Regions from separate parts of the Homo sapiens genome. Here region 1 is linked to region 2. A link is a loop called in an ENCODE intact Hi-C map of the cell type or tissue named here. Cell type or tissue: PC-9. All regions are shown on one strand. Links, peaks and the distances in the headings refer to the core of each region. The heading gives the core; the rest is flanking DNA.

The links. Hi-C counts contacts between places; a loop is a spot of excess contacts. Peaks named below come from ENCODE experiments on the same cell type or tissue, not always from the same donor. Only the 100,000 strongest peaks of a DNase experiment are listed, where the experiment ranks them.
Region 1: a loop joins it to region 2, with 8 times the contacts of the local background. A loop is called at or near these places in 3 of 110 quality-filtered maps.

The regions. Positions count from the first base shown.
Region 1 is chr15:50,878,045-50,890,154 of GRCh38, reverse strand. No RefSeq gene overlaps it. Among named protein-coding and RNA genes, the nearest start is that of AP4E1, 25 kb to the left of the region's middle. RefSeq lists enhancers at 5,769-5,888, 10,950-11,119 and a silencer at 7,817-7,986. In PC-9, for the core only: CTCF peaks have their summits at 3,916 and 4,119; DNase peaks (open chromatin) are centred at 4,154 and 4,744; H3K27ac peaks cover 2,085 bases.
Region 2 is chr15:50,789,556-50,805,856 of GRCh38, reverse strand. It overlaps the pseudogene RPL32P30. Among named protein-coding and RNA genes, the nearest start is that of SPPL2A, 32 kb to the right of the region's middle. In PC-9, for the core only: no CTCF peak of the experiment used is centred there; DNase peaks (open chromatin) are centred at 6,936 and 7,706.

The sequences.
Region 1 (12,110 bases), core at 1-8,000, 87 kb before region 2:
AATCTAGAGTGCAGTGATGTGATCTTGGCTCACTGCAACCTCCGCCTCCCAGGTTCAAGCGATTCTTCTGCCTCAGCCTCCCGAGTAGCTGGGATTACAGGTGCCCACTACCACACCTGGCTAGTTTTTGTATTTTTTAGTAGAGACGGGGTTTTGCCATCTTGGCCAGGCTGGTCTCAAACTCCTGACCTCATGATACACTCGCCTCGGCCTCCCAAAGTGCTAGGATTACATAGGATTACAGGCGTGAGCCACTGCGCCCGGCGTGTTTTTTGTTTTTTTTTTTTTTTTTTTTGGAGACAGAGGTTCCTTTCATTGCCCAGGCTGGAGTGCAGTAGCATGATCTCAACTTACTGCAACCTCTCCACTTACCAGGTTCAAGTGATTCTTGTGCCTCAGCCACTCGAGTAGCTGGGGTTACAGGTATGCGCCACCAATCCTGGCTTACTTTTGTATTTTTAGTAGACAGGGGGGTTTCACCATGTTGGCCAGGCTGGTCTCAAACTCCTGACCTCAAGTGATCGCCCACCTTGACCTCCCAAAGTGCTGAGATTACAGGCTTGAGCCACCGCATCTGGCCTATTCCACTTTTTTAATGAATGTGTTTACAGCTATTAATTTCTCTCAGCACTGTTTTGCTGCATCTCATATGTTTTGGTATGCTGTGTTTGTATTTTCATAAATCTTAAGGTATTTTCCAGTTTCCCTTGTATTCCTTCTTTGACCTATTGTTGTTGTTTAAAAGTGTGTGGTTTAATTTCTACATATTTGTGAGTTTTCCAGTTTTCCTTCTGTTATTGATTTCTAGTTTCATTCCATTGTGGTCAGAAAATATATTTTGTATTTCAGTCTTTTTAAATGTGTTAGTGTTTGTGTTGTGGCCTAACATACAGTCTGTCCTGTAGAATGTTCCACATATACTTGAGAAGAATGTGTACTCTGCTGCTGTTGGGCAGAGTGTGCATATGTCTGTTAAGTATAATTGGTTTATAGATTGTACAAGTCCTCAATTTCCTATTAATCTTCTCTCTGGTTTCTAACCATTTTTGAAAGCGTGTATTGAAATCTCCAGGTATTCTTGAATCACTCTTTTTCCCTTCAGTTCTGTTTTGGTTTTTAGGGTTTTTGGGGGGTTTTTTTGAGACACAGTCTCACTCTGTCACCCAGGCTGGAGTGCAGTGGCGTGATCTTGGCTCATTGCAACTTCTGCCTCCCCGGTTCAGGCGATTCTCCTGCCCCAGCCTCCCCAGCTGGGATTACAGGCGCATACCACCACACCCAGCTAATTTTTGTATTTTCAGTAGAGACAGAGTTTTATCATGTTGGCCAGACTGGTCTCGAACTCCTGACCTCAAGTGATCCACCCACCTTAGCCTCCCAAAGTGCTGGGATTCCAGGCATGTCCCACCGCGCCCAGCAATTCTGTTGTGTTGGTTTTTTTTTTTTTTTTTTTTTTTTGCTTTTTTTGTTAGATGAAAGATGTAAGTGAATGGATAGACACTGCATGTTCATGGATCGAAAAGACTCAGTATTGCTAAGATTATAATTCTCCCCAAAATGTTCTTAGATTCTACGCAATCTCTATCAAAGCTGTAGCAGTTGGCTAGATGCAGTGGTCCACACCTATAATCCTAGCCTTTTATCGGGCCAAGGTAGGAGGATAATTTAAAGCTGGGAGTTTGAGACCAACCTGGACAACACAGTGAGAGACCCCTATCTCTACAAAAATAAAAATAAAACAACTAGCTGGGCACGGTGGTGCGTGCTTGTACTCCTAGCTACTCTGGAGGCTAAGGCGGAGGATCACTTGAAGCCAGGAGTTCAGGGTTACTGTGAGTTATGATCATGCCACAGCACTCCAGCCTGGATGACAGAGTGAGACCATATCTCTAAAACAAACAAGCAAAAAACTGCAGCAGGCTTTTTGGCAAAAATGAAAAATGAATCAGCTGGTCCTAAATTTTATATGTAATATCCAGGAACATTTTGAAAAAGAAGAACAAAGCTGGAAGACTTACAATACCCAGTTTCAAAACTTACTATAAACAGATAGTAATCAAGACAATGTAGTATTGGTGTAAAGATAGACATGTATAAAACTGAGAGTTCAGAAATTATGGTCCATTGATTTTTGATGAAGTAGCCAAGACATTTCAATGGAGAAAGGACCATCTTTTCAACAAATAGTATTGGGACAATTGAATATCCATATGCAAAAAAGTGAACCTAGGCTCTTACTTCACATTATATACAAAATGGAACTCAAAATGGATCTCAGACCTACATGTGAGAAGTAAAACTACAAAAGTTCTAAAAGAAAACACAGGAGAGGCCAGGCGCAGTGGTCACGCCTGTAATCCCAGCACTTTGGGAGGCCAAGGTGGGCAGATCATGAGGTCAGGAGATCAAGACCATCCTGGCTAACATGGTGAAACCCCGTCTCTACTAAAAATACAAAAAATTAGCCAGGTGTGGTGGCGGGCGCCTGTAGTCCCAGCTACTCAGGAGGCTGAGGCAGGAGAATGGTGTGACCCTGGGAGGCAGAGCTTGCAGAGAGCTGAGATCGTGCCACTGCACTCCAGCCTGGGCGCGACAGAGCGAGACTCTGTCTCAAAAAAAAAAAAAGAAAAATAGAGTTTCATATTAAAAAAGAAAACACAGGAGAAAATCTTTATGACCTTGGGCTAGGCAGAGTTCTTAAATATGACATCAAAAGCACAGTTCACAAAAATAGCTGACAAATTGGATTTTATCAAAATTAAAACTTTTGGGTTTAAAAGACATCCATAATAAATTGAAAAGATGTAGACTGAAAGAAAATATTTATAACTGATGTATGTGATAAAGGGCTTATATCCAAAATATACAAAGAACTCATAACTTAGTAATAAGAAGACTAATAATCTAATTTTAAAATGAAGTAAACATTTGAATAGACATTTCACCAAAGAGGATATGTAAATGGCTAATAATCACTTGATAAAATGCGCAACATCATTAGTCATGAGGGAAGTGCAAGTCAAAACCACAATAAGATAGCATTAACACACCCACTAAGCTATAACCAAAAAGTCAGACAATACCTAGTGATGGAGGAGTTATGGGAAAACCTTCACATATTGCTGATGAGAATATAAAATAGAACAGCCACATTGTGAAATTGTTTGGCAGTTTCTTAAAAAGCTAAATAGATTTGCCATACAACTCAGCGATTCTACTAAGTATCTACCCAAGAGAAATGAAAACATATATTCATGCAAACACTTGTATAGAAATGTTCATAGCAACATCATTCATAATAGCCAAAAACTGGAGACAACCCAAATGTTCATCAACTGATGAATGAATAAACAAAATGTAGTTTATCTATATACAATGGACTATTATTCAGCCATAAAAAGGAATGAAGTACTGACACATGCTACAACATGGGTGAACTTTGAAAACATTATGCTAAGTGAAAGAAGCCAGTCACAAAAAACTGTATAGTGTATGATTTCATTTATATGAAATGACCAGGAAAGGAAAATTTTTAGAGACAGAAAGCAGATCAGTAGTTGTCTGAAACTGAAGGTAACAAGTGAGGATTGACTGCAAATTCTCTTTTTGTTTGTTTGTTTTGTTTCTTTTTTTTTTGACTGCACATTCTCACAAGTAATTTTCTGGGTGTTAGAAATGTTCTAAAACTGGATTGTGACAGTGGTTGCACAAAGCTATCAATTTACTAAAAATTATTCACTGTACACTTATAATGGGTGAAGTCTTATGGTACATAAAATATATTTCAATAAAACTAAGAAAAAGTCTCATGAATTTCAGAAATGCTAATTTATTATTGATTGACAGCTTGCTACAGGATCTTTCTGGGGCTTAGTGACTAGAGATGCATGCAGAATTAGAAAGATAAAATAATTTGTTTAGAAAAATTAGTAGATTGAGAAGGGTTTGGTGGTGGTCAGAGAAAAACCTTGGGAATGGCAAAAAGTTAGGAAACTCTCCAGGCTGAGAAAGGCCTAGAAAAAGAGACACTGGGTGGTGTTCTGGGGACTGCAGCAGTGGGGATTTAGGCAACTTTGTATACAGTTCCACTCTCATGCCCAAGGGGGCGCCAGAGCAGCAAGCCTCAGTCGTGACTGTGGACGTTCCTAGCCCCTAATGCTGGGTCACGGTACTGCGTTCATTCAAAACCTGACCCAGGTTTTTTAGAGACGAGGACTCTCCATTTTGTTTTATTATCTTTCTTGAGAGGCGGAGGGAATTTGCCTGAAGGTGGATTCCTTTTTTTTTTTTTTTTTTTGAGACGGAGTCTCACTCTGTCGCCAGGCTAGAGTGCTGTGGCGCAATCTCGGCTCACTGCAACCTCCAACTCCCTGGTTCAAGGGATTCTCCTGCCTCCACCTCCCAAGTAGCTGGGATTACAAGCATGCGCCACCATGCCCGGCTAATTTTTGTATTTTTAGTAGAGATGCGGTTTCACTGTGTTGGCCAGGATGGTCTCGATCTCCTGACCTCGTGATCCGCCCGCTTCGGCCTCCCAAAGTGCTGGGATTACAGGCATGAGCCACCACGCCCGGCCGGTGGCTTCCTTTTAAGTCTGAAAATGCAGCAGGAAGAGCCAAGTGAGGCCCTGTGACTCTCTATGGAGAGAGGCAGTGGTTACAGCCCAAAGAGCCCTAAGAAGAGCTTTTTCAGAATGACACATACTAGTTTCTTCCCCTCCTTTCATGACTCAGGTCCACATTTCACACAGACTTTTGCCTGTGCCAGACTTGCCTCTGCCTTGACCGCTAGCCAGCAGACTGTGTCCACAGTGTTTTCCCGCTCCTGCTACCCGGTCTGAATCAGCCTGGTAAAAACATTAGCTGGAAGATATCTGTTTACTGGGTAAATTCCTCTACAACAAATACCTTTGCAATGAAAATCTCTATTTAACCAAAAGTTCTCCACAGCCCAGTTTATGTCTAACCTAGTGCAAGCAGTAATCCATGAAATAAAACTCTACTCCATACCACATATTTAGACAGTCAAGTTGAGCTACTTGTAAAGAGATTTGACCTGTAATACTTTTATTTTCCCCGAGGAGCTGGAAATATAAGTAGAGGTAAAAACAGAGTCCCCTTTGCACTTGGAGAGTATTTTCCCACATGCACTCATTTTAAAAATCCAGTTCCCAGGAAATCTTTGTAAGGACTTTTCTCAATAGTCTACCAGATCCAGGACAAGGAAGAAAGATAGGCTCCAGATTGGATAAGCAGAGACCTTCCCAGAAGGAAACAATGGGAATTTAATATTCAAGCAGGCCCTGATCCAGAGCATTATGGGAACTGACCAAGGGATCAAAAATGAATCAAGTTAAAAAGAAACTAAATAACATTCCAAAGAAGTGATAGTACTGTTGAAGCCTGAGGCTATACTCCACCGCGCCCAGCCCTGTACTAATATACTAACGAGAATCAAAACTTCAAAAACTACGTAGATCATATGACAGAATTAATTGCATCAGTAGTCCTTCTATACTGCTAAGAGCAAGGTGTTACATACAGATGATGCTCCTTGATTTACAGTAGGGTTACATCCCAAAAAACTCATCATAAGTTGAAAATATCATAAGCGGAAAATGTATTTAATACACCTAGCCTACTGAACATCATAGACTAGCCTACCTTAAAAGTCTCAGATCACTTATGTTAGCCTAGAGTTATTTTATATTAAGGCGTTGAATATCTCATGCAATTTATTGAATACTGTACTGAAAGTAAAACAAAATGGTTGTATGGGTGCTCAAGGTATGGTTTCTACTGAATGCATATCACTTTGCACCTGGTAGAGTCGAAAAATTTTAAGTTGGGGACCATCTGTACTGCTAAGAGCAGTGTTGTTGGGGAAGCCATTTTCTCCCTCTCCCAGGTCCATAAAATAGAAACTTCCACTTCAGAAGAATTGTGAAGACAGCATTTAGCTTCCTGCTATTTCCCCTCTCAGTTCTCCCCAAGGAAGGAGTGACTCATCTGACTGAACCACTGAGGAAGGAACTGAGCATGCTCAGCCCTTTTTGCAACCTTCTTGGACTAGCCTGCCCACTAGACAGGTGCATCCTCCCACCAACCCCACCGCTGAAGCATGTGCACCTCCCCACACACATACACTCCTGCCTCCCCAAAAAGTTCAGGAGTCAAGTACAGTCATGTATCACTTAAAGACAGGGATACGTTATGAGAAATATGTAATTAGGTCAGTGATTCCCAACCCCTTTGGCACCAGGGGAGGACCAGTTTTGTGGAAGACAATTTTTCCACAGACTGGAAGGGTGAGGTATGGTTTTGGGATGAAACTTCCACCACAGATCATCAGGTATTAGATTCTCATAAAGAGCATGCAACCTAGATCCTTCACATGTGCAGTTCACAATAGGGTTTGCACTGTTATAACAATCTAATGCTGCTACTGATCTGACAGGAGGTGGAGCCCAGGCAGTAATGCCCGCCTCCTGCTCACCGCCATTGCCATCACCTCCTGCTGTGTGACCTGGTTCCTAACAGGCCAGGGACCGGTACCTGGAACCGGGTGATTCTTTGTTGTGCAAACATCATAGAGCACACTTAAATAAATCTAGCTGCTGGCCAGGCGCAGTGGCTCACGCCTGTAATCCCAACACTTTGGGAGGCCGAGGCGGGCAGATCACGAGGTCAGGAGATCGAGACCATCCTGGCTAGCACGGTGAAACCCCGTCTCTACTAAAAATACAAAAATCAGCCGGATGTGGTGGTGGGCGCCTTTAGTCCCAGCTACTCGGGAGGCTGAGGCAGGAGAATGGCGTGAACCCGGGAGGCTGAGGTTGCAGTGAGCCGAGATTGTGCCACTGCACTCCAGCCTGGTCGACAGAGTGAGACTCTATCTCAAAAAAAATAAAATAAAATAAAATAAAAATAAAATAAATCTAGATGCTTACTACACACCTGGGCTATGTGATATATCTTATTGCTCTTAGGCTACAAACCTATACAACATGTTACTGTACTGAATACTCTAGGGAATTGTAACACAATAGTGTCTGTGTATATAAACATATCTAAACATAGGAAAGGTACAGTAAAAATACAGTATTATAATCTTAAGGGACCACTGTCATATATGTGTTCATCATTAATTAAAGAGTCCTTGGCCGGGGGCAGTGGCTCATGCCTGTAATCCCAGCACTTTGGGAGGCCAAGGCTGGCAGATCACCTGAGGTCAAGAGTTTGAGACCAGCCTGACCAACATGGAGAAACCCCATCTGTACTAAAAATACAAAATTATCCGGGCGTGGTGGCACATGCCTATAATCCCAGCTACTAGGGATGCTGAGGCAGGAGAATCGCTTGAACCTGGGAGGTGGAGGTTGCGGTGAGCCGAGATCGTGCCATTGCACTCCAGCCTGGGCAACAAGAGTGAAACTCCGTCTCAAAAAAAAAAAAAAAAAAAAAAAAAGAGTCCTTATGCAGTGCATGACTGTATTAGGAAGTCTGATTGTGAGACCTGACCGGCAGCTTGTCTACTCTGTCCTCACCCTCATTAAAGCTGATGCTTTTATTTCCGTCTGTCTGATTTTTGTGTCTGTTTCTCAAAAGGAATTCAGATGGGTAACAGCTGTTATTTATTTGTCTCTCCAAGGCCCCCAAATCAAGACTAAGTAGCCCTGCCACTGAAAAGGTTGAAAATCAGTGAAAAATGCAAATAAATGACTCTAGTAGAAGACTAAATTCATTGTATGCCCTTGAGCAAGGGTTGAGCTCCTCAGTCAAAGAAGAGAGTCACCTTTTCCAGAAGAGAATGCAGCTCAAGGGGAATGCAGGTGGGGCAGTGAAGGAGAAAGAGATTCCTAGAAGCCTCGAGTGGGGGAACCAGCATCACTACCAGATTCCCTCATGTCTGCAGTGTGAAGTGGTGGCAAGAGCCCCCCACATTGGGACCCAGAAAACCTGTGATAAAATCCAAGCTGTTTTCAGATGTGTAGCCTTTACCATTTTGAGCCTCAGTTTTCTTATTTCTAAGTAAGCATAAATATCTTCCTGCCTACCCTATAGGGTTACTGTGAAATTACATTTATATCATGTATATGAATGTTCATGTATATACTGGAAAGCAAAATAAAAATATAAAATAGCATGAAAAAAGTAGTGAGGAGAAGGTACTTGATATTTTGTGATAGAAGTGCTGGATATTTCCCATTTGCTCACCCAACTCTACTTTCTACTCTGATCCATATCCTAAAGGCTGAATTGTCTGAATTGCATCACTGGGTTCCCTTGCCTTTCGGCTGCTGGTTGAGTTTAAAAAGGAGCAACAGAAGGAATTGGATAGGGGTAGATTTTGATGATTAGATTCTCTTGGTACGTCCCTGCTGGATCTCCCATGTTGGCTGCATCTCTCTGTGGAGGGCACAGCTTGTGTCAAATTGCCAAACTGCCTTTTTTTTTTTTTTTTTTTGGCAATCACCCAGGCTGTAGTGCAGTGGCACAATCGTAGCTCACTGCAGCCTTGACCTTGTGAGTTCAAGCAATCCTCCCACTCTCAGCCTCCCGAGTAGCTGGGACTACAGGCATGTACCACCATGCCCAACTTCCTTAAGTAGAGACAAGGTCTTGCTATGTTGCCCAGGATGGTCTTGAACTCCTAAACTCAAACAATCCTCCTGCCTCAGCCTCCCACAGTGCTGGAACTACAGGCGTGAGCTACACCTCTGGCCCCAAATTGCCTTCTCCACACAGTTTTCTCTCCAGACCAGTAGCATTGCCATCATCAGGGAATTTATGCAAAATGCAAATATTTTAGTCCTACCCCAGACCTACTGAAGCAGAAACTCCAGGGTGAGGCTGAGTAATCTGTGTTGTAATAAGTCCTCCAGGTAATTCTGATGCATACTAAAGCTTGAAAACTGCTTGCTGTTGGAAGGGATTACTCCCTCTCATTTGCTCGCAGTAACTAACCCTAGAATACTGCCCAATTCCTTGCTGCTTCCCCAGAACTCTTTTACCTTTGTAAATAGTCCTTTTTATTATACTCTCCTCAAATTACTCATTTTCTTTTTCTTTTTTCTTTATTTTTTTAGGCTCTTTCTTTGAATTCTAAAAATTATTCATTTTAAATACGCCATCATTTCCTGTAGGACTCTGATGTTGAGATCTCAGAAATAAGACAAGTAACTGCTTTGTATTACACCTGCGTAAAGGACAGGCACACTGATCAAGGTGAAAGAAAAAATGTCTGTCAATGAGATACCTAAATAAGATTTAGTTTAAGATCATTGTGGGCTACACAGTCCCAAAATCTTTTAGGCCAAAGCTCACAGTGAGTCTCTGTGTTTCAGGAAATGTCTCCATTTGGTAAACTAAGAAATGATGTAACATCCTTGCAAGACATATGACTAAAATCTGAGGTTTCTGTGTGGGCTTTGGCTGTAATTTTGGTTTCTACCAAGGGCTTTAGTCTGAAGAGGAAAGCACTAAAATAAATTGCTACTTGCAAAAAGAAGCTGCTGGTATTTCTTTCCTTTGGCGAAGACCAAAGCTATAGTGAGCTAAATTCATATCATTTATTTTTCATCCAGTATAAAAGTTATATGGGCCAAGACATAACATTTGAGCAGCTGTAGAAGTTTAAAGGGTCAGTGTGACTTAAGTGTATAATGCCCAAGACAAAGAGACACTGTTTTAGGTGTTTGTTTCCTCAAGTCTCTTGTCATAGAGACTCCTCTTGTGTCCAGGGCATAAATAAATCCAAGGCAGAAATATTTAACAGAGGTTGGGAAGAAAGCCTAGAGTAGAAATTGAGACGCCCCGCCCCAGCAAGTCATTTCCTTTGGAAATATAAGGGTTAAGCAGCCTGGAGTCAGGCTAAGAAAGAGGCTTTGGGAAAATTTAGGCCAAAGTGTTAACTCAGGTTTTTCTCACCTTTGTGGATTGAGTCCATTGCTTTTGCCTACAAATGAATAAACTGTTCTTTTTTTTTTTTTTTTTTTTTTTTTGAGATGAAGTCTCGCTCTGTTGCCCAGGCTGGAGTGCAATGGCACAATCTCAGCTCACTGCAATTCCGCCTCCCAGGTTCAAGTGATTCTCCTGCCTCAGCTTCCCGATTAGCTGGGATTACAGGCACCTGCCACCATGCCTGGCTAATTTTTGTATTTTTAGTAGAGACAGGGTTTCACCATGCTGGCCAGGCTGGTTTCGAACTCCTGACCTCAGGCAATCCACCCGCCTCAGCCTCCCAAAGTGCTGGGATTATAGGCATGAGCCACCATGACCGGCCGAAGAAACTGGTTTTCAAAGCAGTATCTCTTGTTTCTGCCTCATGATTTATTTATTCAGTCAGTAAGAGCTGGACCCTGAAAAATGGTGAAGTTGGCTAAACTTATCTTCACATTTTTTCCTTAATCCATTAAAAAAAAATTTTTTTTAAAACAATTTCTCTCACCACACCACACACACACACACACACACACACACACACACACACCCCCAATACCTGGTGCTTTGAAGCCGTAACCTGTCTGTTCACGGCTACCACTTGAACCAGCATCCCAGATTTCCCCCTTTGAACTATTGTAGAGTACAGTCAGAATTTAAAGGAATAAGATCCTAACCCTCATGGTCTGTTACAGACATGATTATCTGATTAGCCCTGATGGGCAACGGCTTGATGCTAGAAATCCTCTCACCTAAGGCAGCCCAGTGGAGTGGACCAATCAGGAACCGAAGGCTTTATTAGCTGTGTGACCTTGGGCAAGTTACATAGATTCTTGGGGTTGAAAGGAACCAATGCTTTAATACATAACACCTCACTGAGGTGTAATCCATCTTCTATGTCATTTTCTTCTGAAAATAACTTCTACTACTTCTTCAGCACTTCCTATGGGCCAGGGCCTAGGCAAAGTATGTGCTATACATTATCACTAGTCCTGAAAGTAACCCAGCAAGTGGTTAGTACCAGTCGCATTTTACAGATGTAGAAAGTGAAACTCGATTGAGTGACATAATTCATCCAAGTAAGTGGCAGAGCCAGGATTCATACCCAATTACCTTTAGTCCCAAAGTTGAAGCTGTGTGATTTTCCTAAGAGATCCAATTCTTACCCTATAATTGAAGCATCATTTTTAATGAGCTAAATTCTGTCTTCCTCTAACTCTGGCTCATCACCCCTCTGGGTATGGTGAGCAAAGTTTGCTTCCTCTTCCACATGCCACTCCTTCAGATATTTGAAGACTACAAACTACTTCGACCACCCTGAAATTGTTCGACTTTTCTTCCTACAAATGTTTAAAGTCCCTTAACTGTCCTGGTGATTCCCCTTCACTTTGTCTCTGTCCCATTTAAAAAAAAAAGAAAAGAAAAAAACCTGAAGCTTAAGATACATACAGAAAACTGCACGAATTATAAATATACTGTGCAATTAACTTTTACACGTGAACACTACTTGGTCAAGAAACAGAAATATTACCAGAACCCTAGAAGTTTATGCTACTTTTTTATCTCTGCCTCCCCCAGAAGTAACCACCATCCTGACTTCTAACATGTGAATTATATCAATAGAATCACACAGTATGCACCATTTTGTATCTGGCTTCTTTTGCTCAACATTGTAAGAGTTATCCATGTCATATTGTGTGTAGCTATACTTGATTCATTCTCATTGCTTTCTGTGTACTTTTTTAAAAACTGGTAAAATAGACATAACATAAAGTTTACCATCTTAACTATTTTCAAGTGTACAGTTCAGTAGTATTGAGTATATTCACATTGCTCTATTACCATCACCACCATCCATCTCCAGAATTTTTTCATCTTCCCAAATCAAAACTCTATACTTTAAGCAATAACTCTCCATTTGCCTCTCCACTGAGCCCCTGGAAACCACATTTTACTTTCTGTCTCTATGAATTTGACTATTCTAGGTGCCTCATATGAATGTAATCATACAGTATTTTCTCTTTTGCAGCTGGCTTATTTTTCACTTAGCATAATGTCCTCAAGTTTCCTCTATGTTGTAGCACATGTGAGAATTTCCTCCCTTTGTAAGACTGAATAATATTCCATGATATGGATATACCACATTTTGTTTGATTCTGTGTATTTTTT
Region 2 (16,301 bases), core at 3,124-11,123:
CAGCTACTCTGGAGGCTGAGGCAGGAGAATCGCTTGAACCCAGGAAGCGGAGGTTGCAGTGAGCCAAGATCATGCCATCGCACTCCAGCCTGGGCAACAGAGTGAGACTCCATCTCAAAAAACAAACAAAAACAAAAAACAAAAATTAGGCCAGGCATGGTGGCTCATGCCTGTAATCCCAGCACTTTGGGAGGCCGAGGCAGGTGGATCATCTGAGATCAGGAGTTCAAGACCAACCTGGCCAACATGGTGAAACTCCATCTCTGCTAAAATAAATACAAAAATTAGCCAGGGGTGGTGGCAGGCACCTGTAATCCCAGCTACTCAGGAGGCTGAGGCGGGAGAATTGCTTGAACTCAGGAGGCAGAGGTTGCAGTGAGCCGAGATCGCACCATTGTGCTCCAGCCTGGGCAACAAGAGCAAAACTTTGTCTCAAAAAAAAAAATTAGCCAGGTGTAGTGGTGCATGCCTGTAATCCCAGCTACTTGGGAGACTGAGGCAGGAGAATCACTTGAACGCAGGAGGCAAAGATTGCAGTGAGCCGAGATCGTGCCATTGCACTCCAGCCTAGACGACAGAGTGAGACTTCATCTCAAAAATAAAAAGAAAATGAAAAAAAGAAATGAATGAGATAATATGTATCTGTTGGGGGGGAACTGAGATGTTAATCTGTGTTTTGCTCAGGCTGCTGTAGGTATTTTTGCCTCACTCATCTGAAGAAAGTAGCCCTCTGCTTCAGGGAATGGTTAATAGCCCTAATGTCGCAGGGCCAAAATTAAAAGTTGCCTGACACTTAGAATACAACCTTCTATCTAGTCTTGGAGGTGATATTGCTGGATTATTGGAGGTGGCAGGAGGCACCAAGGGTTGGGAGAAGAAGTAGACCAATACTGGAAATAAAGTTATTTGGGGACTATCTCCCCAAGTTTAGGAGAAAGTGCTTATAGGTTTCAAGAAAATCAGGGACATGTGTGCTCCCACACAGTACTTGGGTCCAAGGCCTCTGATCGTGATAGCTGACTTGGCAGTGTGCCGCACTGCAGGGGGCAAGAAGGGTTGGTCACTAGACTTCAAGTCTTCCAATTTTAGTATACACCTCTGGCTCAACCTGTGCTCAAAAGTAGAGGAATCGCCAGGCATGGTGGCTCAAGCCTGTAATCCCAGCACTTTGGGAGGCTGAGGAGGGCAGATCACGAGGTCAGGAGATCGAGACCAGCCTGGCCAACATGGTGAAACCCTGTCTCTACTAAAGACACAAAAAATTAGCCAGGCATGGTGGTGCACACCTGTAATCCCAGCTACTTGGGAGGCTGAGGCAAGAGAATCGCTTGGACCCAGGAGGCAGAGGTTGCAGTGAGCCAAGATTGCAACACTGCGCTCCAATCTGGGCAACAGGGTGAGACTTCGTCTCAAAAAAAAAAAAAAAAAAACAAGTAGAGGAATCACCTATCCACAAGGACAGAACCACCTGTACACCTAGGAGAGATGAGCTCTTGTCCTGGGTCCCACACTTTAGAGAGCCCTACTCTGGCCCTCCATGGGATTGTGCCCCTCTTTATGGGAGAAGAGGTCCACAAGGGGCATGTCCACCTGGAGCCCACACCTCACCCTTGTAGACCGTGCTTCATCTAAATGGGACCCCAGAATTCCCAGCCCAAATGGCCTGAACTATTTCCAGGTCCTGAGCCAGTCTCTTTCCAGGATTTACATTCCTGAAGGCAGCCATGCCTCTGTGTACACGCCTTCACATGAAGGACAGTTAAAAGGTGACTTTTTGGCAGGAATGGGGATTGGTGAACAGAGCTTGGATGTGTAAGCTGGTCTACACACACATGCATGCAAGTTCCTTTATTGTCCTGAACAGAGCTGGGATGGGAAGTGAAAGAGGGGAAGTGTAAGAAGGAAAAAACGCCAAATATACAGGAAAAACAAACTATTTTTTTCTATCCTCACACCACTCTCAATACATCATGTCTGTCACCAGATGTGTGGGGTTTTGTTCCCATACTAAGCCACTCTCCAATTCTCTATGGACACCAACTGGGAATTAAACTCACTTCTGACACTATCTAGTGGGAGTCAGTACAGATTCCAAAGATTAAGGGCTCAGTCCCACAAGACTGCCCCCACATCAACTACCAATCACAAGTCCAGGTTGCCACCTGTGCTTCTGGCAGACTGTCTATAAACCAGAGGTTCTTATGACCTCCTCCTTAGGCTCAATCATTTGCTAGAATGGCTCACAGAACTCAGGGAAACACTTTACTTACATTTACCCATCTATCATAAAAGATACAACTCAGGAACAGCCAAACAAAAGAGATGCATAGGGCAAAGTATGTGGTGAGGGGCATGCAGCTTCCATACCCTCTCTGGGTATACTGCCCTCCCAGCATGTCCACACATTCCCCAGCCTGGAAGCTCTCTGAATACTGTTCTCCTGAGTCTTTATAGAGGCCTCATTATATAGGCATGACTGAATAAATCACTGGCCATTGGTATCAACTCAATGTTTAGCCTTCTCTCCTGCCTGGAGGTCAGGGGATGGGGCTGAATGTTCCAACCCTGTAATCACCTGGATGGTTCCTCTGCAACCAGCCCCCATCCTTAAGCTATCTAGGGGCCACTGAGAGATGCCTCATTAGAACAAAACACTGCAATCACCCAGGAAATGAAGCTCTGTGTAGGAAAAGGAAGAAGACCCAATATATATTTCTTATTATTAATCACAATATCATCAGAGGCCAAAGCTAGGGCCTAGGGCCAGCTTTTCTTACACCTGCACATTCAGATGCAGAAGCCCAAGAAGTCCTCAAATTCTAAATTTGAACAAGGACTTCCAGCTTGTTATGAAAATATATTTGTCAAGACAGAATGACAGAACCTATTTAAGAGGTTGTCAGCTTGATTTATAACTTTCTTTTTTTTTTTTTTTTTTGAGGCGGAGTTTTGCTCTGTCGCCCACGCTGGAGTGCAGTGGCGCAATCGCGGCTCACTGCAAGCTCCGCCTCCCGGGTTCACGCCATTCTCCTGCCTCAGCCTCCCCAGTAGCTGGGACTACAGGCGCCTGCCACCACGCCTGGCTAATTTTTTGTATTTTTAGTAGAGACGGGGTTTCACCACTTTAGCCAGGATGGTCTCGATCTCCTGACCTCGTGATCCGCCCTCCTCGGCCTCCCAAAGTGCTGGGATTACAGGTGTGAGCCACCGCACCTGGCCTGATTTATAACTTTCAAATATTTAATATAAACTTCCATTTGTATTCTCATCCTAGACCCTGAAAATATTAGAAGTGGGCCAGCCAAGAAACCACAGGACTAGGATCAACACCCAGCAGTGGTAGCCAGTGTGGTCTGAAGACCAGAGGGCTCACCTCTGAATATTCTGGAATGTGTAGGACCCTGGGAAGGTGAAGATACCCTAGGAAATGCCCCCCTCCTCAAAGTAAACATGACAAAACCCAGATTTCCCATCTCCCTTGACCAATGTGGTACAGAGCCAGATTTAACTTCATTTAGAATAAAAATGGGCAAAGACTTTTGTCTGTCCTGTTCACTGCTTTCTCCCTCCATAGCACTTAGAACAGTACCAATATACTTTTTTTCTTTCTTTCTTTCCGTTTTTTTAGAGACAGGGTCTCAGCATGTTGCCCAGTTTGGTGTTGAACTCCTGGCCTCAAGCGATCCTCCTGCCTCAGCCTCCTAAAGTTCTGGGATTACAGGCATGAGCTACCACGTCTGGCCCCAATATACTTTTTTTTTTTTTTTTTTTGAAGCAGAGTCTCGCTCTGTTGCCCAGGCTAGAGTGCAGTGGCATGATTTTGGCTCACTGCAACTTCCACCTCCTGGGGTTGAAGCAATTCTCCTGCCTCAACCTCCCAAGTAGCTGGGATTATAGGTATGCGCCACCACACTCAACTAATTTTTTTATTTTTAGTAGAAACGGAGTTTCACCATGTTGGCCAGGCTGGTCTCGAACTCCTGACCTCAAGTGATCTGCCTGCCTCGGCCTCCCAAAGTGCTGGGATTACAGGTACGAGCTACCGTGCCTGGCCCCAATATACTTTTATTGGATTAATGAATTCTTGCTCCCAGTGTGAGGGACCAAACTCTTGCCTGCCACATGTGTAAGCTCCTGTTTTTTGTTGTTGTTTGTTTTTTTGTTTTTTTGAGACAGAGTCTCACTCTGTCGCCCAGGCTGGAATGCAGTGGTGTGATCTCGGCTCACCGCAACCTCCACCTCCCAGCCTCAAGCGATTTTCCTGCCTCAGCCTCCCGAGTAGCTGGGATTACAGGCACCCGCCACCACACCCTGCTAATTTTTGTATTTTTAGTAGAGACAGTATTTTGCCATGTTGGCCAGGCTGGTCTCAAACTCCTGACCTGAGGTGATCCACCCACCCCAGCCTCCCAAAGTACTGGGATTACAGGCATGAGCCACTGCTCCCGGCCAAGCTCCTGGTTTTGTGCTACCACATATTAGGTGTCAGTGTCAGGTACTTTATTTTATTTTATTATTTTATTTTATTTTAGAGACAGGGTCTCACTATGTTGCCCAGGCTGGACCCAAACTCCTGGGTTCAAGTGATCCTCCCACCTCAGCCTCCTAAGTAGCTGGGGCTACAGGTGCTCACCACTGCCAGGCACGTTTTCTTTGTGCTGAACACTATATGATACTTATTTGTATCTAACTTGTCAGATGAATCTAGAATACTCTGTTTATTTACTAAATTATTTTAGCACCTGTGGACTGTCTGCTAGGCCCAGACTACTGGCTAGGTCTTGCCTGCCAGGTTCTCTTGCTTACTATCATCATAAGGAAATGACATCCTACTTTCTGATGGAGCCCCTATCTATTAAAAACTCAGTTTCTTGGGTCCTGTATCTGAAACCACTTCTGTTTCACCCACAGCTTTGGGGCTCTAGACTTTCTCTATTTATGACTTTCCAATCCTTCATGGTGCAGTTCTGTTTACTGGTTGTGCCCACATTTAATGTAGTACCTGCCTCTCTCCCATCCTAGATGCAAACCTAAATTAGAAATCCCACTTACAAATAGCTCATCGCCAGGTGTCTGCACAGTAGACATGCCCTTTGATCTGTGGGCCAGAAAGTGATACTCCTACTGTCACTCTTTAGGACAGTTTATTCAGAGGAAAGTTATAGAAAGAGTGAGTCCATCTAAAAGGCATCTTCTTTCTTGACATTCTAAAGGCTGAGGAGTACTGTTTTAGAGACTTCTGGCTGGGTGCGGTGGGTGGCTCATGCCTGTAATCCCAGCACTTTGGGAGGCCAAGGTGGGCGGATCACCTGGGGTCCAGAGTTCGAGACCAGCCTGACCAACATGGAGAAACCCCGTCTCTACTAAAAATACAAAACTTGCCGGGCATGGTGGCTCATGCCTGTAATCTCAGCTACTCAGGAGGCTGAGGCAGGAGAATCACTTGAACCCGGGAGGCAGAGGTTGCGGTGAGCTGAGATCACACCACTGCACTCCAGCCTGGGCAACAAGAGTGAAACTCCATCTAAAAAAAAAAAAAAGGGAGAGAATTCTATAAGTCCCTATGAACCTCTTTGTGTTTCTCAGCTCCCTGCCATCTGCAGAGAATGCATTCATTCTCTGAAGACTAAAAACCATATGATCTCCATCCTGTTGTTGAACTGTGATCACAATTGCAGCTAGGATTTTATTAGTCTGAGTTTGACCACCTTCTGAGTTTAACTAGCTTAGTAGTTTCACTACAGTGCAATTCTACTAGTAGTACCAAGCTAAGTAAGCTGTATTCTCAGTACTCATCATCCTGCCTGGCGTGTAATATTATTCAGTGAAATAAGTAGTCTCTCCCTCCAGAGACAGCTTATGTCAAGAACTGTAAGGGATCTGAGATTGTACCCTACTTACAAGTTAACATGTTAGCCTGTCATAGTTTCATGGATGTTGATAGAAGACATGAGACTCCTGGATCAAAGATAAAAATAGTTTATTACCCACAGCAATAGCAGTATCTACAGTGTCTGAATTTTTTGAGCCAGCTCCCCGAGTCCCACTCCCCACAAGATAATGTAAATAGGGCCAGTTAACACCTGTACAAGGAACTCTGAGCTTCGGGAATCTGAATCTTTTTTTTTCCCCAGAGTTTTTATGGTTTTATTTAACACAACTAAAACTTACACATGAGGTGTGAGAAAGAACAAAATTTCAACAAATTGAGTTTCAAAGATCTTTTTTGTTTTGTTTTGCTTTTGTTTTTCATTTTTTGTTTTTTGAGACAGATTCTCACTCTGTCGCCCAGGCTGGAGTGTAGTGGTGATCTTTGCTCACTGCAACCTCTGCCTCCCAGGTTCAAGCCATTCTCCTGCCTCAGCCTCTGGAGTAGCTGGGATCACAGGCACCTGCTACCTTGCCTGGCTGATTTTTGTATTTTTAGTAGAGTTGGGGTTTCACCATGTTGGTCAAGCTGGTCTCAAACTCCTAACCTCAGGTGATCTGCTCAACTTGGCCTCCCAAAGTGCAGGGATTACAGGTTTGCGCCACCATCCCTGGCCAAGTTTCAAAGATCTGATTGGCTTTTATTGGCAATTCATAAACCAGGCAGCATCCAGTCTACAAAATAGAAAGGAGCTCTGATGAGCTAAAGAGAGTGGGTGAGTTTAACAGACAAAAAAAAGTGGAGAAAAACAGAAACAAGAAACAAATAGCAGATTTGTCATTTCGAGGTTATCTTCCTTATAGGGACATAGGCAAAATCTTGTTGGCTTAATGGGATTTGGCTATAATTTGTCTTCTGATTTCTCAGAAGATCATATCTTACAGGTATACAACTTAGGTTTCAGTTTGCTGAACTTCAGCATGAATGACTCTATTTGAGGCCTGCTGTCTTAACAGCTTTTGACAGCTGTCTATTAATTTTCTTTGCTGTGCAACTTGGCCTTGGGATTGGTGACTCATGGCCAGCCGGGCTTCTCTTTCCTCTATGACTTTTCAGTTCTTAGACATTGTGAGCGATCCCAACACAGTAAGATTTATTGCACTGCAGCAGCACTTACAGCTCCTTGACACTGTAGACCAGAAACCCAGAAGCCACCGAGCAGCATGTGCTTTGTCTTCTTCTTGTTCCCATAATCAATGTTGGGAATCAAGATCTGGCATTTGAACTTTCTCCACACTCTGTTGTCAATGCCTCTGGGTTAGAGTCAACCTGCAAACAGTCCTTGTTTTCTGGGTACCCTGTCAATCTATCCTTTCCTGCCCCTGTGGATTTTTAGGTTTCAATGAGAAATAACCAGAGTAAAAAAACACACACACAGACACAAACTATAAATCTATTTTCGTTGCAAATGAACAAAACAATTCAAATATTCAGAAACTCGCTGGATATCATATTGGAAATATGTATTTCTAACCAAAGGTTACATTTGATCATGTTTAGTCTGAATGTTCACCATGAATTCATTAGTTGTGTGGCTGGGTCATTTGGAATTATACAACTCAATCTTTCAAGTAAAAAAATCCTATTCACCACTACTGAATTGAACTTCACATTGTAAATATTTGGCCTAATGGGATAATTATGTTATTAAAAAGAAAATAAAATTGTTTCATCTTTAAGCAATTGGCACAGTGTATTCTTGGTACATTTTTTTTTTTTTCTCTACTTGGTGGCAGTATAAACTGGAAGTACAGGTTAAGCCACCTTTCTGACACTTGGAAAGTTGAAGACAGGAGGCAGAAAGGCCTGTCACAGCTGATTTCATGTTATGACTTGTTAATAGGCCCAGCCAAACTACCCTTGCAGTAGTTCAGGGAATTAAAAAAGGCATCCCCAGGGCTATGCAGCAAGAATATTTCTTGCACGACAGGATTGGAAAAATAAAGAGGGTTTCTTTGAAAATTGTGCTTGATGGCCCAGATTGAAATATATGCCAAAGGATAAAAAATTCTTGGCCGGGCATGATGGCTCACGCCTGTAATCCCAGCACTTTGAGAAGCTAAGGCAGGTGGATCACCTGAGGTCAGGAGTTTGAGACCAGCCTGACCAACATGGAGAAACCGCATCTCTACTAAAAATAGAAAATTAGCCGGGCATGGTGGTGCATGCCTGTAATCCCAGCTACTTGGGAGGCTGAGGCAGGAGAATCGCTTGAACCTGGGAGGCGGAGGTTGTGGTGAGCCGAGATCGTGCCATTGCACTCCAGCCTGCGCAACAAGAGCGAAACTCCATCTCAAAAAAAGGAAAAAATAAAGTATTTTTTAGTAGAGACAGGGTTTCTCTGTGGCGGCCAGGCTGGTTGCTGGTCTTGAACTCCTGAGCTCAGGTGATCCACCCATCTCAGCCTCCTAAAGTGCTGGGATTACAGGCATGAGGCACCACACCCGGCCAAAAAATTCTTTTCATTCAAAGTCTTATCAATTATCTTATTGTTTGCACTCATCTTTTCTATAAGTAAACCTGGAAAAAGCTATGAACTCTGAAATCCATCAGCCTGGGTTCAAATCCCAACTCAATGTCTTGGCCAGATGATTATTATTATTATTATTTTTTCCTGAGACGGAGTCTTGCTCTCTCACCCAGGCTGGAGTGGGGTGGCATGATCTCGGCTCACTGCAAAGTCTGCCTCCCGGGTTCAAGCAATTCTTCTGCCTCAGCCTCCCAAGTACCTGGGACTACAGGCCCACAACGATGCCCAGCTAATTGTTGTATTTTTAGTAGAGATGGGGTTTCGCCATGTTGGCCAGGCTGGTCTTGAACTCCTGACCTCATGATCCACCTGCCTTGGCCTCCCAAAGTGCTGTGATTACAGGCATAAGCGACCATATGTGGCTTAACTTTCAAAGATTCATTTTCCTTACCTGTAAAACAGGAATATAATGGCACCTAAAGGATTTTTTATATGGATTAAATGAGAATATAGAGCTCTAAGCACAGTGACTGATCAATGGTAAGCAGCAAAGAACTGTTTTGTTGTCTCGTAATTGTTAAAATAAAATTAAAAAGCAAACTTTTATACAAGTTTGTAATGAAGACCACACTAAAAACTCCTGAAGACTTAATCACAAGATGAGTAAGAGAAGATTTTAATGGCAAATAATCCATTTATTAATCCTTCTATCCTCTTCCTAATCTCTTCACCCTTCTGACACTAAAAGTTATACACATAGTCTTGGAATATGGAATGTTTCATCAAAATATACTACGTTGCCATATTATTAAGGAATTATAATCCTGTTACTGCTTGTATTTTTTCCAACTGGTTACATGAAAAAGATAGCCTATTAAGAGATTTATAAACATGAAAATTTAAAAATGATTTTTCTTTTCATTTTAAAACTGATTTATCACACAGTCATATAAGAAAAACTTTCAGTGAAATTACATAAAATGTGGTAGCTCACACCTGTAATCCCAGCACTTTGGGAGGCCAAGGCAGGTGGATCACCTGAGGTCAGGAGTTTGAGACCAGCCTGGCCAACATGGTAAAAGCCTGCCTCTACTAAAAATGCAAAAATTAGCTAGGTGTGGTAGCAGACGCTGTAATTCTAGCTACTTGGGAGGCTGAGGCAGGAGAATCGGTTGAAACCAGAAGGTGGAGGTTGCAGTGAGCCGAGATCACACCACTGCACTCCAGCCTGGGCAACAAGAGCGAAACTCCATCTCACAAAAAAAAAAAAAAAAAGAGGAAAAAAGGCCAGGTATTGTGGCTCATGCTTGTAATCCCAGCACTTTGGGAGGCCAACGCAGGAGGATTGCTTGAGGCCAGGAGTTTGAGACCAACCTGGGCAACATAGGGAGACTCTGTCTCTACAAAAAAGCAAAACAAAAGGTAAAAATACAAAAGTGTTTTTCCCACACTCACAATACTTAACACAATACTTCTGACACCAGGTCTGTGTGGGGAAAAAACCCCACAAGTAATTCTGCAGTAGACACTAGCCAGGTGTCCTCCAATTCAATTAAATCCTGACACTATTTACCTAGAAATAGTGTCAGATCGCACGGATTCAAGGCTAAGTCACACAAGGATGCCCCCTACTTCAGATGCCAGTGACGAACAGTAAGTTGTCACCTGTATTTCTGACTGACCAGCTATAAATCAGGGATTCCCATGAATCTCTCATTGGCTTTGATTAATTCGCTAGAACAGCTCACAGAACTCAGAGAAACAAGTTAGTTACATTTACCCATTTATTACAAAGTATACAGATGAACAGCCAGACGGAAGAAATGCATAGCTCATAGCATATGGGATGGGTGCAGAGCTTCCATGCCCCCTCAGGGAGCAGCACCCTCCAAGAACCTCTGTTTTCTTTTTTTTTTGAGACAGAGTCTTTCTCTGTCGCCCAGGCTGGAGTGCAGTGGCACCACCTCAGCTCACTGCAACCTCCGCCTCCCAGGTTCAAGCAGTTCCCTGCCTCAGCCTCCTGAGTAGCTAGGATTACAGGCACCCACCACCATGCCCGGCTAATTTTTGTATTTTTAGTAGAGATGGGGTTTCACCATATTGTCCAGGCTGGACTTGAACTCCGGACCTCGTGATCCACCCGCCTCAGCTTCCCAAAGTGCTAGGATTACAGGCATGAGCCACCGCGCCCGGCCCCATGTTTTCAACTATCTGGAAGTTCTCTGAACCCAGTCCTTTTGGGTTTTTATAGGAGGCTTCATTATGTAGGCATGATTGATTACACCATTGGCCATTGGCGATCAACTCAACCCTCTCCCCTCTATGGCAGTTTTGGAAGCGCCAATCATGGCTCAGTCTTTCCAGTGATCAGCCCCAATCCTGAAGCTATCTAGAGGCCCCCAGCCATCAGTCATATCATTAGCATACAAAAGACACTCTTACCACTCAGGAGATTCAAGGGTTTTAAGGGCTGTATGCCAAGAAACAGGGAAGAAGATCAAATACATACAGTCGTTCATTGCTATCTTTGGGGGATTGGTTCCAGGCCCTCCCTCAGATACCAAAATCCCTGGATGCTCAAGTCCCTTTTATAAAATGACATAGTATTTGCATATAACCTAGGCATATCCTCTTGTATACTTTAAATCATCTCCAGATTACTTATAATACCTAATACAATTAAATGATTTGTAAATTGTTGTTATATTGTATTGTTTAGGGAATAATGACAAGGAAAATGTCTATACATGTTCAATACAGATGTAACTATCCTTTTTTTCCCAAATATTTTCAATGTGTGGTTAGTTCAATCCACTATGAAATATGGCATACAATATGGTACCTCTGGCTCAGAGCTCTAAGATGGAGTCAGGAGGCCATTCTACAAAGGACCTACAACCTGGATTTTTGAAAACCCAGGAACTTGCCTTTACCTTTGAACTGGGCCAAACTGCAATCACCACAACATCCTGGAAAACAGCTGAATTTCACCACTACTGCAACTCCTGATCAGCAACAACCAATGAATTATAGACTCACGTACTAAGCCAGCTGCCTTCACCAATGATAATTCTTTCAAAACAACTTCCATAATCACCCTTAACTTCCTTATAAATCTCCTCTCTCCTCCCTCTTATTGGAGCACAATTTGGCTTCCAGCCAAATGTATGTCTCCTGAATTACAACTCCTAAGACCCCAGTAAAGGCCTTGTCTTACTGCTTTGCAGTCTGGTCTTATGCCTCTTTTTCTTCATTGACATGCAGAACAGATACAGAGAACCAAATGTACATATTTTATTGTAAATCACAATATTATAATTTGTTAAACAGGTTCATCTTTATGGGCCCAGTACAGTCAGTCCTCAATGAACTTTTTATTGACTGAATAAAGTAGTGAATAAATCAATGAATTATTACATGATTATAGCTTGCTTCTCCCCATAAGTAAATTGACTTTTTGGCCAGGCGTGGTGGCTCACGCCTGTAATCCCAGCACATTGGGAAGCTGAGGTGGGAGGATCACTTGAGCCCAGGAGTTTGAGACCAGCCTGGGCAATATAGGGAGACCCTGTCTCTTAAAAAAATATACATTTTAAAAATAAAAAGTAGGCCGGGCACAGTGGCTCACGCCTGTAATCCCAGCACTTTGGGAGGCTGAAGCAGGCAGATCACTTGAGGTCAGGAGTTCGAGACCACCTGGCCAACATGGTGAAACCCCGTCTCTACTAAGACTACAAAAATTAGCCGGGCATGGTGGCACGTGCCTATAAACCCAGCTACTCAGGAGGCTGAGGCAGGAGAATCACTTGAACCCAGGAGGCAGAGGTTGCAGTGAGCTGAGATCGTGCCACTGCACTCCAGCCTGGGGGACAGAGCGAGACTCTGTCTCAAAAATAAAATAAAATAAAATAAAATAAAATGTAAATTAACTTTTTAAAAGGGAAACCATTTTAACATAGTGCTATCCACCCGTTTCATTCCTACTGTTGCTATCTCTCCTTTCTTTTCCTGTCATGGAAGAATGGCTATCTCTTCTATCTAAATTTGTGTTCTCTTCCTTAACATACTTTTGCAAAATATTTACCAGTTGTCTTGCAACTAGTATGGGCCTTGTGACTAAGTCTCACCAATGGAAAGTAAGCAAAATGATGTATCTGTCTCTGGGCCTATCCCATAAAACACTGAACTTGAGATTCTCCCTCACTCTTCATTTCTTCAACCAGATGCAGAAAAACGAGCGGAGGATTCCAAGGCCCAAGAAGACACTGCAGCTACCAGATAAAAGATACTTGGCTTTTGGGTCCATGAATGACTGTGTGGAGTAAGCCTCCATCCACTTCACCCCCAACCAGTTTATTTATATATTGGACCATGACACGAATAGAAAATAGTTATTGTTTAACCATTGAGATTTTGTATGAACAAATGAAATTAACAATTACATTTGACTGGGCACTGTGGCCCATATCTGTAGTCCCAGCACTTTGAGAGGCCGAGGCAGATGGATCACATGAGGTCAGGTGTTCAAGACCAGCCTGGCCAACATGGTAAAACCCTGTCTTTACTAAAAATACCAAAAAATTAGCTGGGCATGGTGGCACACACCTGTAATCCCAGCTACTCAGGAGGCTGAGGCAGGAGAATCGCTTGAACCCCGGAGGCGAAAGTTGCAGTGAGCTGAGAGATTGCACTACTTCACTCCAGCCTGGGTGAAAGAGCCAGGCTCCAGCTAAAAAAAAAACAAAAACAAAACAAAAAAGCCCCAGTTACATTCAGAGCATTATATTCCCCCATTCCTTGATCCATCCAGGGCTGGAATAAAAAGCACTTAAACAGCTTGGTATACGCCAGTCATCACCCGCAATGTATAAGGGTTTGGAAGGAAGGAGCAGGTCCTTTCATTAGCGTTGACCACTTGACTCCTGTGTTGTCTAACGCTTCCTCCCTGCTTTATCTAACCTGAAATTTGGTCAGTGCCTTTCATGGAAGAGCTGAGTTGTAGCTTTTTTTTTTTTCTCAGACGGAGTCTCAGAGTCTCGCTCTGTCGCCCAGGCTGGAGTGCAGTGGCGCTATCTCGGCTCACTGCGACCCTCTGCCTCCAGGGTTCAAGTGATTCTTCTGCCTCAGGCTCCCCAGTAGCTAGGATTACAGGCACGCACCACCATACCCAGCTAATTTTTGTTTTTTTGATAGACACGGGGTTTCACCATGTTGGCCAGGCTGGCCTTGAACTCCTGATGTCAAGAGATCTGCCTGCCTCGGCCTCCCAAAGTGCTGGGATTACAGGCATGAGCCACTGTGCCTGTCCAGGAGTTGCAGCTTTTTATGCTCATGAGGTAGCCTGTTCTGGTAACGGGCACTGCTTCCTGAGCCTGAGTTCCATTTTTGCTTGCACAACTTAGTCTTGATTTGGGGGATTTTAGCTTCATACACCAGGAGCTCCTAGGAGTAAGACCTTGCTTTGCTTTCCTTTTGCTGAGTCCTATTCCAGAAGCACATTCTATACTAATGAACCATGGTAAACATCCTAAAGCCAGCTTTCTGTACATTTGGAGTCCTGAGTTTTGTCTGTCCTCTTCATACCCTGCCTCCCACTCTTGCTGGGGAATCTTACTGTGCCCTGGTGCCCTAGTTGGCAGACCAATCATTTGTTTCAACTATGCCCATTTCCCTTGAAGTCTACTGAGGCCCCTTTGCTGTGCTGAATTGCCAGAGCATTTACTTTCAGCTGGGCCCACGCCTATCTTTTACTACCTGGTGTGGGTGGGTCTGGAGCAAGGTATCCTCCTGACCTTCCTCTCCAGCCTAGAGTGACCTCTGCGGTGCCCTACAGATGAGTTCTGAGATAGTACACTTCAGAGGTTATAGAGGTATTTTGTCTTCCCATTGGCATTTCGTATTTTAATGAATTTGTTTTAATTATGATAAATGTGTTTGAATCGTAGAGCATCATAAATAAGTTAATTGTTTTAGGGCCTTATATCTTTATGAGATATGGATATACTGCATTTGGTACATGTTTGACATGCGCATATTATTTTATTGTGTTAAATCCAGCCTACCCACACCTAAACTTAAAGTTTTGATGACTCGACATCGTTTTACAAAGGTTCCAGCCAGTTGCCCTATTGTAAAGTCATTGTGTAAGCAAGCTTTAAAGTGTTTTCCTTCCTTAATCTTACTTTTGTCCTACAGTTCTTCCAAGTATGTCTTCCTTTCATTAGTTGGCTTGTAACTTTACTACCTAGCTAAATAGGCCTAGTTGTTTCTCAACAATGACTTCTATTATTGAGCTTATGAAAGTAAGAAAATAAAATCAAACCTGCTGCTTGTAGATACAAGTTGTCAATTAGCAATTCACAGGAAAGCAGCTGCTTTAAGTAGTCTGTCCTACACTCCAGGCAGCAACAATGATAATAAAAGCCCTCACCCCACAGATGTCCTGGAAACACCCAGTTTCCATGCTGGAAGGGCAAATCTATTTGCACACGAACGTCACCACCTACACTAAGGGTGCCTGCAGAGTCCAGTAAAGATAGCTAACACTGAGTGGCTGTTTTTGTTTTTGTTTTGTTTTGTTTTTGAGAGAGTCTTGCTCTGTGGCCCAGGCTGGAGTACAGTGGCGCGATCTCAGCTCACTGCAACATCTGCCTCCCAGGTTCAAGCAATTCTCCTGCCTCAGCCTCCTGAGTAGCTGGGATTACAGGTGGCTGCCACCACGCCTGGCTAATTTTTGTATTTTTAGTAGAGACAGGATTTCATTATGTTGGCCAGGCTAGTCTCGAACTCCTGACCTCAAGTGATCCACCCGCCTCAAGATTACAGGCATGCACTGCACTCAGCTAACACTGAGTGTTTAATATGCACCAAGCATTATGCTGCACTTTTTATTTATTTATTTAATCACTGCAGCATTTTTAGAAGGCCAATACTATGATGATTGAAACTGCCTTTGCAAAATTCTGACTGAGACATTGAAAGATCTAACTTAACCAACTCCATCTTCTAACCTCCAAGCTGTCCTTGTTCATTACTGGGCATAGGCTGAACTAACTTTGGGAGAAACTTAGTTTATAGTTGAAAACAAAAATGTTTAAAACAAAGACAACAACATCCCTTTCCCAAAGCAGACCTCCTTGCCTGGGGACTAGATTGCCTTTGTAGGACTAACATTAGCCACAAGATTAGAAATTATGGTTTAGAAGTCATGCAGCTGGAGGCTACAAGATTCTGACCCTCCCTAAACTGCTCCTAAGATCAGTGCTTGAGATATTTTGCTGACCTTGTACTTGATGTATCAGTTGGCACCACGCAGATTGATAAACTGCCTCATCTGATCTTGTGGCCCCCACCTAGGAACTGACTCAGCACAAGAAGACAGCTTGAGGCTGGGCGCTGTGGCTCACACCTGTAGTCCCAGCACTTTGGGAGGCTGAGGCGGGCAGATCACAAGGTCAGAGTTCCAGACCAGCCTGGCCAACATAGTGAACCTCTGTCTCTACTAAACAAAACAAAAAATTAGCCGGGTGTGGTAGGGGGCGCCTGTAATCCCAGCTACTCAGGAGGCTGAAGCAGGAGAATCGCTTGAACCTGGCAGGTGGAGGTTGCAGTGAGTTGAGATTGCGCCATTACAATCCGGCCTGGGCGATAGTGCAAGACTACGTCTCAAAAAAATAAAAACAAAAAAGACAGCTTGGACTCCCTGTGATTTCATCCCTGACCAAGCAGCACCCCTGGCTCACTGGCTTCCCCCAACCCACCAAGTTCTTAAAACCTCTGCTCCCCGAATGCTTGGGGAAACTGATTTGAGTAATAATAAAACTCTGGTCTCCTGCACAGCAGCCCTGCGTGAACTACTCTTTCTCTACTGCAATTCCCCTGACTTGATAAATGGGCTCTGTC